Linked DNA regions of Homo sapiens: region 2 is linked to region 1. A link is a loop called in an ENCODE intact Hi-C map of the cell type or tissue named here. Cell type or tissue: transverse colon. All regions are shown on one strand.

Region 1 (8,000 bases):
GCAAAAACTATCAGTCTTAACCATACGACATTTTATGTTTGACCTAACAATATGGCAATTTCATATAATTTAACTTAAAATTAGCCTCATTTTGTTTCTCTATTAAGTTCATGTGCTTGTTTCACAATGACCATATGTCACATTTTTTCTTGATCCTTAAACTTCCCACTTCTCATCTCTTTTTCTCCTCAGTTCACACCAATGAGATCACTTTACACTTGTGGACACCTTGGCCCTGTTTGCTTTCAGCTCCATCCTCTTCTCTATGGCATAGACATCACTCCTGAAGCCTGAATTTCCCAGGTTTCCTTCACAAGTGGTTGCCTGCTGGCTTTGCCAGTGTGAGGCACTGGTGGGAGATTGTGCAACATCAGGAAGCAAGAAGCCAGGGCTGTTCTTGTCCTCTGTCATCAAGCTGTAGTGGAGTGTCTCTGGGAGTAGCAGTATCAACTCCTGCTCTCATTGGGTGGACAGGCTCTGTTTCCAGCTTCTGTGGGGTGACCTTTGTCCCTGGAACTAGTAATACCTCCTCCTCCATTCTTCTCTAATGCAGAGGTGATAGTTATGTTCTGCTGTCTACAGTCTCTGTTATCTCAGTTTCCCTATGTGGATGCTCAGCTCCTTCATACCAGTTCAATCAATTCCCTGCATTATGTTCTTCCTGTTGTAAAATCTTGAAGTGATTTATCTTTTTCTCACAAAACACTGACTCATATAATACCTAAAAAATATACAAACTGCTAGATTTGAGTCCCATTCTATTCTCATCACCCAAAATTGGTTGAGTCTAAATTTGTCATCCTCCCTACCTCCTATAATAATAAATAAATTCCTTTCTCTGTCAATGGCAAATTTCTTCACATGGCCTTTTATCGTATCTCTTCCATTTTCCTTAATTACTTATTTTTTTTTTAGTTTTAACTTTTTAAGTATGCATACAATTTATAACTATAATAAGATTTTAGCAGAATTTTTCTTCAAAAAGCCCTCCCTTGGCTCTAAATTCCTATACAGTGATTTCCTGAACTTCTTTGCTTCCTTTCTTATTAAATGTAAGCAAAAAGTTGTTTAAACTTACTGTGCCCACTTCCTTACTTTTTAGTCTGTTTCAAATTAACTTCCATTGACTGGGTGCTGTGTCTCACGCCTGTAATCGCAGCACTTTGGGAGGTCAAGGAGGGCAGATCATTTGGGGTCAGGAGTTCGAGACCAACCTGGCCAACTTGGTGAAACCCCATCTCTGTTAAAAATACACAAATTAGCCGGGCATGGTGGCAGACGCCTGTAATCCCAGCTACTCGTGTAGCTGAGGCAGGAGAATTGCTTGAACCTGGGAGGCGGAGTTTGCAGTGAGCCGATATCACGCCACTGCCCTCCAGCCTGGGCGACAGAATGAGACTCTGTCTCAAGAACAAAACAAAACAAAACAAACAAAGTAACTTCCATCCTCACCTCACCACTCTATCTGAAACCTGCTGTCAAGCTGGATCAGCCTTTAAATAATGAAACCCAGTGAATACTTTCCTCCCTACTTCAATTGCCTGTACAGTAGCTTTTGACAAATAGCTTGTTCTGGCCTCTGTTAGATATTAAGATTCCACACTGTTCTGCATTTGTTGTTCCTCTCTTTGCTTGTTTACTTGCTGTTTTCAGTTTCTCTGTCTCATTTGCTCTCTAACTCCTCAATTTAACTTCCAAATTCAGGATTTCCTACGGGCTTAGAAAAGGTTTCCTTAATCTCTGACTTTAATCTCTCATTGGGTGATTTAATTTTCTACGGGTCTGTTTAATGTTTTATTGGGTGATTCTTTTTTCATGGATTTAAATATCATCTCCATAGTGATGGTTTCTAAAATTTTAACTTCATTAACATTACCTTTCTAAGATTCATGTCAAATTCTTAATTGAAATCTCTATTTGGGGATCTCATGGACAGTTTATATTTAACTTGTAACAGTTTAAATATCATTTTTTCCCAGTCTTACCTGTCTAACTTATGTCATAAAATAAGAGCAATGTAACACTTGTAGCCCTTGTCAGAATTCTAGGAGACATATTTAAGACCCTTCTAATTTTAATCCATTAGTAATAAAAATAACATTTATTGAATGTATATTATGTGCTATGCACGACACTATGTTTACTACAGACATTATTTAATCTTCACAATCCACATATGAGGTATATATACTATTATACACCTCCTTTTCTACAGATGGGAAAAAGCTTAAGTGACTCATGGAAGGATGTTTAGCTAGTAAGTGACGTAGCCAGGATTTCAGAACAGACCATTTTGTTTCAGAGTTCATATTTTTATAGTCATTACACTATATCTCAAATTATAATAAAACTACACGTAACACATGCATAACATTTATTATGATCCAAGCACAGTTGTAAGTGCTTTAGATATATTAAATCATTTATGAGGAATATATTTTTATTATGCCTATTTTGTACATCAGGAAACTGCACAGAGAGGTTAAGTAATTTTCCCAAGGCCAGTAAATCATAGAGACAGAATTTAAAACTGACCTAGGCTCCAGGGAGTGTGTTCTTAACCATAGTGATATCCACACTTTTGGTTGACCTGTGGATTCTACCTGCAAAATCCATTTTGATGTTTTCCATGGCTAGAGAGCAAAATCATGCTAAGGTTTGTAGGAAGGATGCCAGAATGCATAACTTGTTAGGGAGCTGGAATGATAATCAAAATATTCCAGGTTGGATTACCTCAGACTACAAAGTGCAAAGAGATGTTTCGGATTGTTATTAAAATGTCTGAGTCTAGCCAGTTGACAAATGCAGGCCTCACAGTAGGAAAAACCACCACTAATTCTTTCAGCAAGCTAGGTAACTATTACAGGTAAGCAGGAAGCAACCTGAATGACTCTGTTAATCATTATGAGAATGTGAGATGGATAAGCCAGACAGAAATATTCATACTTTATAGTCTCATTTTATAAGAACCAGAAGGGTTGCAGGAGGCATCATTTTGCCAAACTACTGTGCAAGTGCCCTGGGACTAAGACCCAGATATTCTAATTCATACTCAGATGGTCTTCCTATTACATTATGTGTGCATCCCTTGGTTCCTTATTGGAGTTTTCAGAGTAAGCCAAGAAATAAGGCCGTAGATTTGAGAACAACTAAAGATACACGAAAAAGCAATGCCACATATTAAGAAACAAGGAAACTGGTATCTGGTGGTCACCTTACTAAGAAAAAATTTTGAAAGGTTAACTTCAGTATTCACAGATTTTGGCAGATAATATTTCAAAATAAATTCCTATAACTTGGAGGAGAAGAGGAAAGGAGTGGGGTTAGCTTTTAGAAAATCTATTTTCATATCATGTTTGGTTGAAATATTTTAAACTAGAATACTAATAAGCACTACTGAAGATATTTCTACAGTTATAAAATTGTATAATATAGAAAAATATAAATGTATGTGGGACCAGCTCATTTGCATGTAATTTAAATATGTCATAAGAGAGTTGAACAACAGCGAACTTCAAATAGAACTATCGGTTATACTAGAGTATAGGTACAAAATCAAGATTAATCAGGAAAAGTTAAGAAGTATCTTTATATAGACCACATTTTGTAACCAGTTAAATTTTAGAAAAAGGTACATATGTTCTCAAAGTTTAATTTTCACATTGACATATATTGTGAAAGCAAAAAGAATAAGGTTTATAGGAACATAATTGGGTGCTAAGATAGGTGAGGTTAGAGCTATCACAGATGCATAGGTTATAATTTAATGAATTCTTTTCTATATCATTATTAAAATATTTTCTGAAAAATAACGGGATTGTTGGTGGAGGACAAGAATCATCTACCAAAAACTCCTGAGCTAGTTGGTTTTCAGAAATCATAACTTTTTGTATTTGAGAAATGTAATGTGGAGCTTAATTTAAATGTTACATAATCCTCGGGGGTTTGAATAGCACCCTATAATCAGTCATATTAATATTTACATTACAGAGAAAAAAAAGACTATAAATATTCTATCGTCAGGTTAAGTCAGATTATTCCACAAAATAAGTTCAAGTTAGGTCAGATTTTGCCCTTCCAAAGTGAGTTAAGGTAACAGTTTTCAGAGCTTTAGGGTATCAAAACTGCACGAAGGCTTGAGGCACTATCCAAGAGCACCACGGTGATTAACAGTGCCATCTAGTGGCAAAGAAGTGAATCTGTGCACCCGTACATATTTGTCAATGACTATAATGCTAGTAACACTTATATTTAACAAAATAATTAATCAAGTATTTTCTCTCTGGGGATATAAAAATAGATAAGAAATTTTCCCCTACAGAGAGGAATTTTTAGTCTACGAATAAAGACATTGTGTACACATACTGTCAGTACAACATAATTAGTGTAATGGAAGATGGTAATACGGGAGAGGCTCTTACTTGGATCAACTGGGGAAACGTTTTCTGAAAGAGGAAGCAGCTGAGTGAAGACTTGAAAGTAGATGGAAAGGGGTAAGACTGCTTCTACAAAGAAAATGCAGAGAAGAAGGCAAAAACAGAAATCCAAACTGATAGAGGTATTGACATAAGATAAAACTAAACAGGACAAGAGGAAAGATTCCTGACTCATATATAGTAACTTCTTGAATGCCAAATGTTAAGCATGTTTGTTTATTTCTAGTTTTTAATATTCTATTTGATTTAATGTCACTGCTCTTTATTATCAGTCTTTAATGGAAAATAAAATTTAAAATTATATATTATGTCCTATATCTATAAAATAACTTCAGATTCTTTTGGAAATTAAAAAAACCTATTTTTTTTATAAATTATAAAAATAATATAAAGTATTATTTTAAATAATTAATCATTTGCAACTTACAATATAAACCTTAAGGTATGGGCAGTAATCTACGCATGAGGGTAAAATGTGTCTCAATTAGAGAGTTAACTGGATTATTGCATCATAACAATTTACCGTCAATCCAATTGACTCTACTGATAAGTGTTTTAAATTATTATTTCATAATTTTTCTAATAATGACTCTTTTTTTCATTTTATTTGCTTCTATTCTTATTGAGACCTATTTTACCCTCAATTGTTTTGCAATGTTTTTATGATATTTGGACATTCTGGTCCATGTTTCCCAAATTATAGCTTTATTCCAATTTTAATGTAATAAGAATATTTATTTTTCTATTTGGTGAAAATCTCTCAGACTACCACTCACGGAACTTTTTTTTTTTCTTTTGGCCTCTGTATAGATCAAACCGGAAGGATTCAGAGCCATTGCAATTCAATAGGCCCATATTAAGATACAGAAAATGCATTTGCTATTCTTCATCCTCTAGGTAGTGGCCGCAGATACCTGTATGTGGACACATATACACAAAAATGCAACTTTAATTTGATCAAACAATACTCATACTTACTATTTATAAAAATTTATAAATAAATAAATAAAAGGCAAGCAAGGATTGGTAAACAATCTACAGAGAAAAAAAAATTTGTTTAAGAGTGTGATGCCAAGAATGCTGTGTACCTTGGACAGGCAAAGAAAACTAAGTTCAGTAGAATAGTGAGAATTAAAGGCAGCCGGCAAGGAGGCCAGAAATGCCTCTTAATTCCAACTACATTTTTTTCGTACAGGTCTTCCTCCCTTTCCATGTTCTGTTATGTTTATCTGTTCACAGTCTTTCTCCAAGAGACTATGAAAGCTTTATGAAAAAGTCCACCTGCTGTTTAACTTTGTATTCCTTGTATGTGGCATAGTACATAGCATGTATGCATTTTATTTATTTGGATCTATATTCACAGTAAATAAATTCTTTATTACTTTGTGCTGACATATGTACACCCTTCCCTATTGCTGACCCGCACATGCAAGAAGCCTTAATAAGGCTGTATGAGATAGAGCAAGAACACGGGGTTCTTCAGCACAGCCCAGGAGCTGCAGTCACTTTATCAGATGTCCCTTCCTTAGTTCCTGATATCCGTTCTGATTCCTTTTCCCCCCACTGAGGCCATGTGCTTCATCGTAGGCACAGTGAAATGCCAAAACAATGTTTGTTTTACATTTGTCACTACATTGCTCGTTCATTTTGCTTAAAAATAATTTAATTTGTGAAACTGTCAAAACTACAAATTTAGTCAACATCTTAAGGCCTTATAAATTTTTCTTTTTAATTTCCTTCCATCAATAAAGAGACACAGTGTTAAAAGTCTTCTATTACTGAGATAATTTTAATAATCATTTTAATTAGAACAACTAAACATAAGTTAGCTAAGTGCATAGTGAATAAAGCAGCAAAATACTCTAAAGAATCTTATTGGGGTTGAAGAAATGAACTATAATTATCCAAAACCATGGGTTAAGAAGAAGAAAGAAAGAAGCAAGGAAATTGAAGGCAGAGAGGCCAGAATGATAGTGAAATAACCATGTTAGATGAATGTGTCTTTTCCAGTTCCTTGGGTATACAATTTTTATAAAATGTGAAAGAGGCTACATGGATGATCACAGATTTGTTCTTTTATGAAAACTTAAACAAGATCTTAAAATATTTTCCCTTTAGATACCACAATTTTTTTCTTTCTTCTTCACAAATGAGCTTCTTTGGAAATGCTGATTAATACAATAAAGACAAAATTTTATTAGTTTTATTACTACTCCTGTTTGCGTCTCATCTTGAAAAGTGGAATATGAATCATTCCTTGATCAGCTTCTCTTATGTCTATTAATGTTCAGCATCATGTCATTCCTTTGTCTCTTGGGTTATGGGACCCTGATGCTTTCTATTTCCTCTACATTTTCTTTTAGGCAAGATTTCTGTGCAGCCATAGCTTGCCACTTGTCTTTTTATAATATTTGGCAAGTGGAAATTATACATCTTGCATCTACCCTTCTCATTTCCTTTAGATTGGACCCTTTTCATCCACCATCTTTATCCTACTTTATATTGATTTAAAAGCATCTTTTCTCTTTGTTTTCCTTATATATTTTATTTTTTTGTTTTTGTACATGCAAGCATATAACTGGCTTACTTTTCATCAATTTTATGACACTCTATTTAATAATTCAAAAAGTCATCTTATGACTTCCTGAATATGGCTTTTATAATTCGACCTATCTTCTCATATCTTCTGATGGTAGTCTTTCTGTCCCTTTCTTTTAGATCTTATGCATTTGTTTTCATTTTTCTGTTACTTTTTAATCTTTTTAACCAGTGTTAGTCTTTTTTTTACCAATATGCATTAAATAATCCTGCCTGACTTCATATCTTTTTCTGTTGTGTCCTTGTTAAATTATAAAACACAAAATGATATATTCATGTAAAAATCATGGTTTTCCTTCTTCCAGTGGAAGACATGTTAGAGATGTTTATCTCCTAATATTACCTTTAAAATCTTTAGAAATATGCAGTCTATCTGTGCAAACCAGATAGTTAATATACAGATAAATATCTAACTCATTACAAATTTTTTATAAGATACAGAAAGTTATAAAAAATAAATATTTACCCCATATTTACTCATACCATTAGCTCTTCTAAAAATTTTGTAAGGAGATTAAAGTTCTTTCTTTCACCCCTCCAGTCGCACCAAGGTAAAAACTGAGAGTTATATGTACTTCCTAACTTTCTGCTTTACTTATGCAGGCATCATAATACATATATCAATATGTGTATCTATTTTACAAATCTCTTTCTAACACTTCTTGTTACATATCAGCGTGTAACCTGCATTTTTGCTTAAAATTAGTTTATTACATATGATACATTTCCTTTAAAAAGATGCATGATGTAGATGGCGCCTTAGTTTGCCTCCAGTTTTTGCTAATATAAACAATACTGAAATGGAATTTAGATATATATGTACATATCACTCTGTGTATGTGTATATGTACCTACCTAACTACATGCATATGTACATACATATATATACACATATATTCACATTCTGTTATTTATGTGGGATAGATTATTACAACAGGAATTGTTGGATAATGGAATATTTATACT
Region 2 (8,000 bases), 830 kb before region 1:
TACTGTCATATAATTGATCAAAACAACCTAACTAGTTCACATATTTTACTGGAAATCCATAATTTACTGAGATGAATTAATATTCTTACTGCTTGACTAAGTCAGGGTTTGTTATCAATTCCATTCCAATTTTTTGTTGTTGTTGGTTTTGGGTGTAAGCATGATTTATACCCAAATTATGGTTATAAGTAGAGACAAAATTACAATATCATCCAAATTTAAATGCATTCCTAATTTACTTGTCCATTTTAATGTATGCAAATTTTAGATCAAAAGGAAAATAATCAGATAGTAATTTATTGTCAAGATTTACTTTTAGTAAGCAGAGCATCAGATGAAAACTTATTTCAATTTGTTTGTTTGTTTGTTTTGAGACACAGCTTCTGTTGCTCATCCTGGAGTAGAGTGGTATAATCACAGCTCATTGCAGCCTTGGCCTCTAGGCTCAAGTCATCCTCTCACCTCAGCTCTCCAGGTACCTGGGACTACAGTCAGGTGTTCCGGGCCTTGCTAATTTTTTTCTTTTTTCTTTTTTTTCCTTTTTTTTTTTTTTTTTTTTTTTTAAGAGATGGGATCTTGCTATGTTACCTAGGCTCGTCCTGAACTCCTGGGCTCGAGATATCCTCCCACCTTGACCTCCCAAAGCATAGTTTTTCTTTAATTTTGTTAGAATCAAATAATTTAAAAGATAGTTTAGCAACCACTTGACTTAACAAAACTTTTGTTGAACAATCATTATAGTGATTTCCTTTCTCTTTACAAACACTAATAATTGAAAATTCTCTTTGACTAGCATCCAGAGGTTTTTAATACCACAGGGCAATGCACTATAGTGAGACTCAGAAGGGATGAGAAGTAGGTGTTTATTTTGTAAAATGGAAGAACAGCAATTGTGAAAAAAAAAGAAAGGAAAGAAAGAAAGAAAGAAAAAAGAAAGAGAGAAGAGAAGAGAAGAGAAAAGAAAAGAAAAAAGAGAAAAGAAAAAAGAAATAAGGCTGGAAACATGGTATAGCACGTAAACCAAGTTCGTTGGGGAAAATGCAAAGGACATTGAGGATCAGAAAACTGATTGCCTTAACACTCTTTAGATCAGCCAAATTTTCCAGAAAGTCTCCAAGTACCCTCAGAAGCGTAAGTTTACCAGTTGGAATTGCATTACTACAAAGCCAATTCTAAGACATAGACATGAAACACTCTGAGAAAAGCCTTGGCCACAAGATGTCACCAAATTTCCACTTTCTACTTTAAGGTGCTATTATAAGCTTCCTTCCTTCAAAATGATCCGCAGCAGCATTTGGGTTTTGAACAAGAAGAGGACAGATAAAGTACTCTGATTCTTTCTTAATTTTAAAAGAAAAAAAAAATCAATGGGTAAGAAGGGAGGATGAAGAAAAATAAATTAGTTTTGCAGTATTATCACATGTTATCTGGGCCTTAACAAATTAGTTTCTAGTAAAATGTGATCCAATGAACACATTTAAATAAAATTAAAATTAAACAATTTAAAGTAGGTACTCTAAAGTGGAAAAAAATCTTGTGTTAATTTGCTTAGGAATCTATTTTGTTTTAAATAAAAAGTAAATAAAATGAAAAAATATTGTAAAAATGAAGATTTTATTAAAATCCTGAGAAAATTGATAACTTGTCAATAAAAATAAGCCTATCCCTCAGAGCAAATTTGTGTTAGAATAAAAGGCATCTGTTTATCCATATACATAGCTCTATGCAGCCCCTAAAACATTTTATTATTCAAGTTTACTTAGTGTTGAAAATGTTACCTATTGCTTAGTTATTCAAGACTGTTATATATTTATAGTATTTATTGTACTGTATGTATGTTGAGAAGTTAATTATTGATATGCTAAATTTGTTATAGTTGGGAGTTAACTTCATACAGATTAATATGGATTAAAAATCCAAATTTCTCAAAATTCTAGATTTTTAAAACATATAGACATTCAAATTACATGTCAAGTTGTGAGTATTAGCATATTCCTCAGTTTTCAGTGTGAATATTAGCATATTCCTCAGTTTTGAGATTATTGTTTCATAAATGTTTCAAACCACATTATTATGTATGTTAAGGGTATTTTAATTAATCATTCCAACTCTGGCATAAGTAGACAAACTACTTAGTAATGTCAAACCAAAATAATATTCTGGCAGTCTCTGTCAGTAAAATGTCATTTTATCTGAAACATGAACAAACTAATTTCTGTTGTTGTTTTTGATATTTTTCTTTGAACATTATAAAAATTTTCAAACATAAAGCAAAATTGAAAGAATTTTAAATGAGTACCTGTATATCTTCCACAAGGTCCTACTATTAACAGTTTAGTATACTTGCTTTATCATATCCATCCATCAATCCATCCCCCATCCATTAAATCTCTTTTATTTATGTAAGCACTTTAGAGTTCAATATTTGTGTGTGTTTATGTGAAATGTACATATACTACAATGTACAACTCTTAAGTGTATATTCACTGAGTTTTGACAAATACATACATCTGTACACAGTCAAACCCATATCACGATATAGAACGTGACCTTCCTGTAAGAAAGTTCTCATAACCTTCACAGTAAATTCCTACCCCAACAACTCTCCAGAGGCAACCAATGTTATTTTTTTTTCCACTGCAGATTGGTTTTGTTTGTTCTAGGCTTTCTTATAAGTGGAGTCACAAAGTATGTACCCTTTTGTTTAAATCTTCTTTCACTAAGCCTTCATGTTGAATGCAATGTATAATTCATTTATTTGTATTATAGAGGAGTATTTCACTATATATGCCATAGTTTGTTTATCCAATCTCTAACTGAACATGTGAGCTATTTCCTTTTTGAGGCTTTTCTGAACAAAGCTGCTATGAATATTCTTGGATATGTCTTTTTGTGAATATATGCTTTTATTTCCCTTTAGTAGATGCTTATTAGTGAAAATGCTGGGCCATAGTGTAGGGATATCTTTAGTTTTAGCATTTAGCATTTAGTTGTGGCATTATACAATCCTTACAAAAAATGTATGAGAGGTCCAGTTTTTCTATAACATCACTAGCATTTGGTAATGTTTATCTTTCTAAATTATAGTCATTCTGGTGGTAGTGTCTTGTCTCCTGGTTTTAATATGTATTTCCATAGTGACAGTTGACATCGTATACTCTTTAATGATTTTATTGGCAATTTGTACTTCTTTTTTTATAAATTGTCTATTCAAATACTTTGCCCAGTTTTAATTAGGTTATTTGACTTTCTATTGCTGAGTTGTAGGAGTACTCTATGTATTCTGCATACCCGTCCTTTGTCAGGTGTGAATATTTCTTCCAGTCTTAGCTTTATTTGTGAATATTTCTTTGTGAATATTTCTTCCAGTCTTAGCTTATTTCTTAATGTTCATTTTAATTAGCAGAAACTTTTAATTTTGAAGAAATATAATTTATCAATTTTTTCTTAAATGATTTTACTTTCTGTACCTGATGGTACCTTTGCTTATCCCCAAGTCATAAAAATATTCTATTTCCCTTTAAAGGTTTTATGGTTTTAGCTTTTATGTTTAGGTCTATGATCCAAAATTGATTTTTCTGTATAGTATGAGGTGTGAGTCAAGGGGTTTTGTTAAAATATGGATATTTAGTATTCCAAGGGACTTTTCTTTCCTCATTGGCTTTGTTAAAAAGCAAATGTCTATGTAAGTGCAAGTGTATATCTACGTTCTTTATTCTATTCCATTCATCTGTGGATCCTTATTTTTACCACACTGTCTGGATTACTACAGCTTGATAGTAACTTTTGCCTCTAACTTTGTCTTTATTTATATACTTTTTGGATAATAGCTACTGAAGATAGGTGCATATTTTAATATTATGTAAGTCTTATGAAAAATGACAACAAATTGCTTTTGGGGGCTTATGAATTTCAGTCTTAATTTGGGACATAGAGAAAAGGAAGCTTTTTGTTCTTATCAACAACATAAAAGCACTTGAAATTAGCCAGAGGATTGTCTAAATAATCCCCAAAATTTTACTTTGAGATATTTAATTTAGATATTTAAGAATTTGTACCAAATTCATTTTATAAAATATAAGCAATATGCTTAGGGTGTCTAGCTAGAATATTTTAGGCTAAACACTGCAACATCGGCTCAGGCTTCCCACTTTATAGCCATATCTATTTGCCTTTTTACCTCATTTAAATGAAATGAGGCTTGCACACAGTTTAAGTGCAGACCAAAATCCTTTATTCAGATTCCTACTTTATGCTCCCAGCCAAATTCCTTTATCTTTACTCTTCCACTTGCTTTAAACCTTCCTGCATGGTGTTCTTGGTTTTATTTTCAAGGTCGTACATTGTGTCAGCTGGCTATAAAGCCCACATTTGCATCTGGATCCTAATTTGTAGCAGTTTCATTCAACTTGACTCAAGGATATGACCACAGCAGTCTATCTAAACAAAGGGGGAAGTTTTCCAAAATGTCAAAAATCAAGTCTTTTTTTTTGTTTACAGACGGGTGTTTTGCATTGAATCCTTGGGAGTTATTGATGATCGTTATGGTACAGACTATTTTGACTTGAATAAATTTAGGCATAACAAAATCTAATTTAACACCCTATGGCACAATAGCTAGATCCAACCAAGTGCCATGAAGAGATTCTATTTTACATATATATATATAATATATATTATATATATAATATATATATAATATATATTATATATAAAATATATATAATATATATTATATATATAAAATATATTTTATATATTTATATAAAAATTACATATTTATATATATATATAATATATTTTATATATTTATATAAAAATTACATATTTATATATATATAAAATAACATATGCCAGGGAGAAAATCTTTCCACTTTTTAAGCAATTTTCAACTATCTTCAACACAAATGTGTGGTGTGTGTGCATACATGTATAATTACAAACATAATAGGTAAAATATTCACTATTTTAATGGTTAGGGACTTTTTTTTTTTTGAGATGGCGTCTTGCTCTGTTGCCCAGGCTGGAGTGAGGTGGTGCGATCGCAGTTCACTGCAATCTATGCCTCCTGGATTCATGCGATTCTCCTGCCTCTCAGCCTCCTGAACTACCTGGGATTACCGGTGTGAGCCACCACACCTGGCTAATCTTTGTATTTTTAGTAGAGATGGAGTTTTACCATGTTGGCCAGGATGGTGGCTCATGCCTGTAATCCCAGCACTTTGGAAGGCTGAGGCGCGTGGATCACTTGAGGTTAGGTTAGGGACTTTTATGACCTGAATTATGCCTCTCCAAACTTTATGTATTATACCACTCAGAATGCTATGGTATTTAAAGTGAGGTCTTTAAGTGATAACTAAGGTGACATTCGGTCATTGGGGTGAGCTCCAATCCAATGTGACTAGTGTCCTTATAGGAAGAGGAGCTTAGGACACATGTGTGTGCACAGAGGAAAAACCATGTTAGGACAAAATGAAGACACAGCCTTCTGCAAGCTGAGGAGACAAGCTGAATGAAACCAACCCTGTCAACACTTTGATCTTGTTTTTGTTTGCTAGTTTTTAGAGATGGTCTCACTCTGTAGGCCAGGCCACATCAAAGCTCACTACAACCTCAAATTCCTGGGCTTGGCCAGGCATGGTGGCTCACGCCTGTAATCCCAGCAGTTTGGGAGGCCAACGTGGGCAGATCACTTGAGGTCAGGAGTTCGAGACCAGCCTGGCCATTATGGTGAAACCCCGTCTCTACTAAATATACAGAAATTAGCCAGGTGTGCTGGCACGTGCCTGTAATCCCAGTTACTTGGGAGGCTGAGGCAGGAGAATTGCTTGAACCCAGGAAGCAGAGGTTGCAGTGAGCTGAGATCATGCCATTGCACTCCAGCCTGGACAAAGAAGTGAGACTCCATCTCAAAAAAAAAAAAAAAAAAAACACACACACACACAACAACAAAAACACAAAACCTCCTCAGCTCAAGCAACACTCCCGCCTCAACCTTCTGAGTAGCTGGGACTACAGGCGTTACCATGCCTGGCTAACACGTTGATCTTGAACATCTACCCTTCAGAACTGTGAGAAATAAATGTCTGCTATTTAAGCCACCCAGTTTGTGGTACTTTATTATGGGAGCCTTAGCAAACTAATATGGGGGTACAGATTCCAGAGCTAAGCCACCTGGGTATAAACCAAAGCTATGCCACTTGCCTGCTCTGTGACTTTGAGTATGTCACTTGACATCTCTATGCCTGAGTTTCTTTATCTATAAAATCAGTAAAATAAGAGTACCTACCTCATACTGTTGTTATAAAGAGTAAATGAGTTAGTACCTAAAAAGTACTTAAGCCAAAAGCCTTGCACATATTATCTTACATCGATCTTAGCTATTATCATTTATATAGCAGTATGTCAAAGTATACTAGATTTTAAATAATTGAGCCACATTTCAAAAACTATGTCTCAACATCTGCTTTTTATGTTCTTCAATGAGTTTTACTAAGAGGCATAGTGGAATGCACTTTTATTTATTTATTTTAAAAGTTTTTTAATTATAGTTTAAGTTCTGGGATACATATGCAGAATGTGCAGGTTTGTTACATAGGTATACACGTGCCATGGTGGTTTGCTGCACCCAGGAACCCGGCATTTACATTAGATATTTCTCCTAATGCTATCCCTCCTCTAGCCCTGCACTCCCCAACCAGCCCTGGTGTGTGATGTTCCCTCCCTGTGTCCATGTGTTCTCATTGTTCAACTCCCACTTATGAGTGAGAAATGCAGTGTTTGGTTTTCTGTTCTTGCGTTAGTTTGCTGAGAATGATGGTTTCCAGCTTCATCCATGTCCCTGCAAAGGACATGAAGTCATCCTTTTTTATGGCTGCATAGTATTCCATGGTGTATATGTGCCACATTTTCTTTATCCAGTCTATCATTGATGGGCATTTGGGTTGGTTCCAAGTCTTTGCTATTGTGAGCAGTGCTGGAAGGAATGCACTTTTAGATTTAGATTTCGATTGACAGGGCTCAGTCTTATGCATTCATGTAAGATATATACTGCAGAGGTTTGGCATGAAGTTTATCATTGATAGTTTTTGCTCCACACTACGCCATAGGACTGAAATAATTTTGACACATTCTTAAATATTTGTCTGGAGGCCTAGAATTGCTCATGATGAAAAGCTGCCTCCCAGTTACCAGGAGCTATGTTAATTTGCTTAAGGAATGAAACCACATCTAGTATAGCAGCTGCAATTGGAGTCACCACTTGGTTAAGCTTCCAATAATCCACTGTCATTCTCTGTCTTCTGCACAGAATAAGAGAATTGAATGTTGATGTAATGAAAATCACCAACCCTGCCTCCTTCAAGTTCTTGATGATAACACCAATTTCTGCAATCCCTCTGGGAATGCAGTATTGCCTTTGATTTTCTATTTTCCTAGGTAGAGACAGCTCTAATGGCTTCCATTTGGCCTCTCCCATCATAGTAGCCCTCCCTCCACAGGATAGAAAACCAATGAGAAGATTCTGCCAGTCGCTAAGTACGTCTATTCCAATTATGCATTCCACAACAGGGAAATAACATAGGATGGATGGGGACCCAGTGGATCCACTGTGAGTTGGACCTGAGCTAAAACTCCACTGATCACCTGACCTCCATAAGACCCTACTCTGACTGGAGAGCCACAGTGATGCTTTTGGTCTCATGGAAAAAGGAAATAATCAGACCTTTCAGGGACTACTGGAACACTGGCCAGTAGTTCCTGAAAGGTCTGATTATTTCCTTTTTACCAATGCACAGTTACCTTGATAAAAGACCATAGGTCTCTTTGGGGAAGGGTGAAAGAAAGATTAAAATTATAAATTTTTGGTATTGTACTAGGGTCCTTCCTTAATGGGACCTGGCTTTCCCTCATTCAAGGAGTTCCGGGTCTGTAAATCTGCTCAAGACTGGGAACTGATTGAGGGGTTATGATGATGTTTTTATGATTCAGGTTAAATGTTT

The links. Peaks named below come from ENCODE experiments on the same cell type or tissue, not always from the same donor. Only the 100,000 strongest peaks of a DNase experiment are listed, where the experiment ranks them.
Region 2: a loop joins it to region 1, with 16 times the contacts of the local background. A loop is called at or near these places in 25 of 110 quality-filtered maps.

The regions. Positions count from the first base shown.
Region 1 is chr3:87,346,979-87,354,978 of GRCh38, reverse strand. No RefSeq gene overlaps it. Among named protein-coding and RNA genes, the nearest start is that of POU1F1, 74 kb to the right of the region's middle. In transverse colon, a CTCF peak has its summit at 4,203 (motif pointing left); a DNase peak (open chromatin) is centred at 401; H3K27ac peaks cover 693 bases.
Region 2 is chr3:88,173,807-88,181,806 of GRCh38, reverse strand. No RefSeq gene overlaps it. Among named protein-coding and RNA genes, the nearest start is that of C3orf38, 28 kb to the right of the region's middle. In transverse colon, no CTCF peak of the experiment used is centred here; no DNase peak of the experiment used is centred here.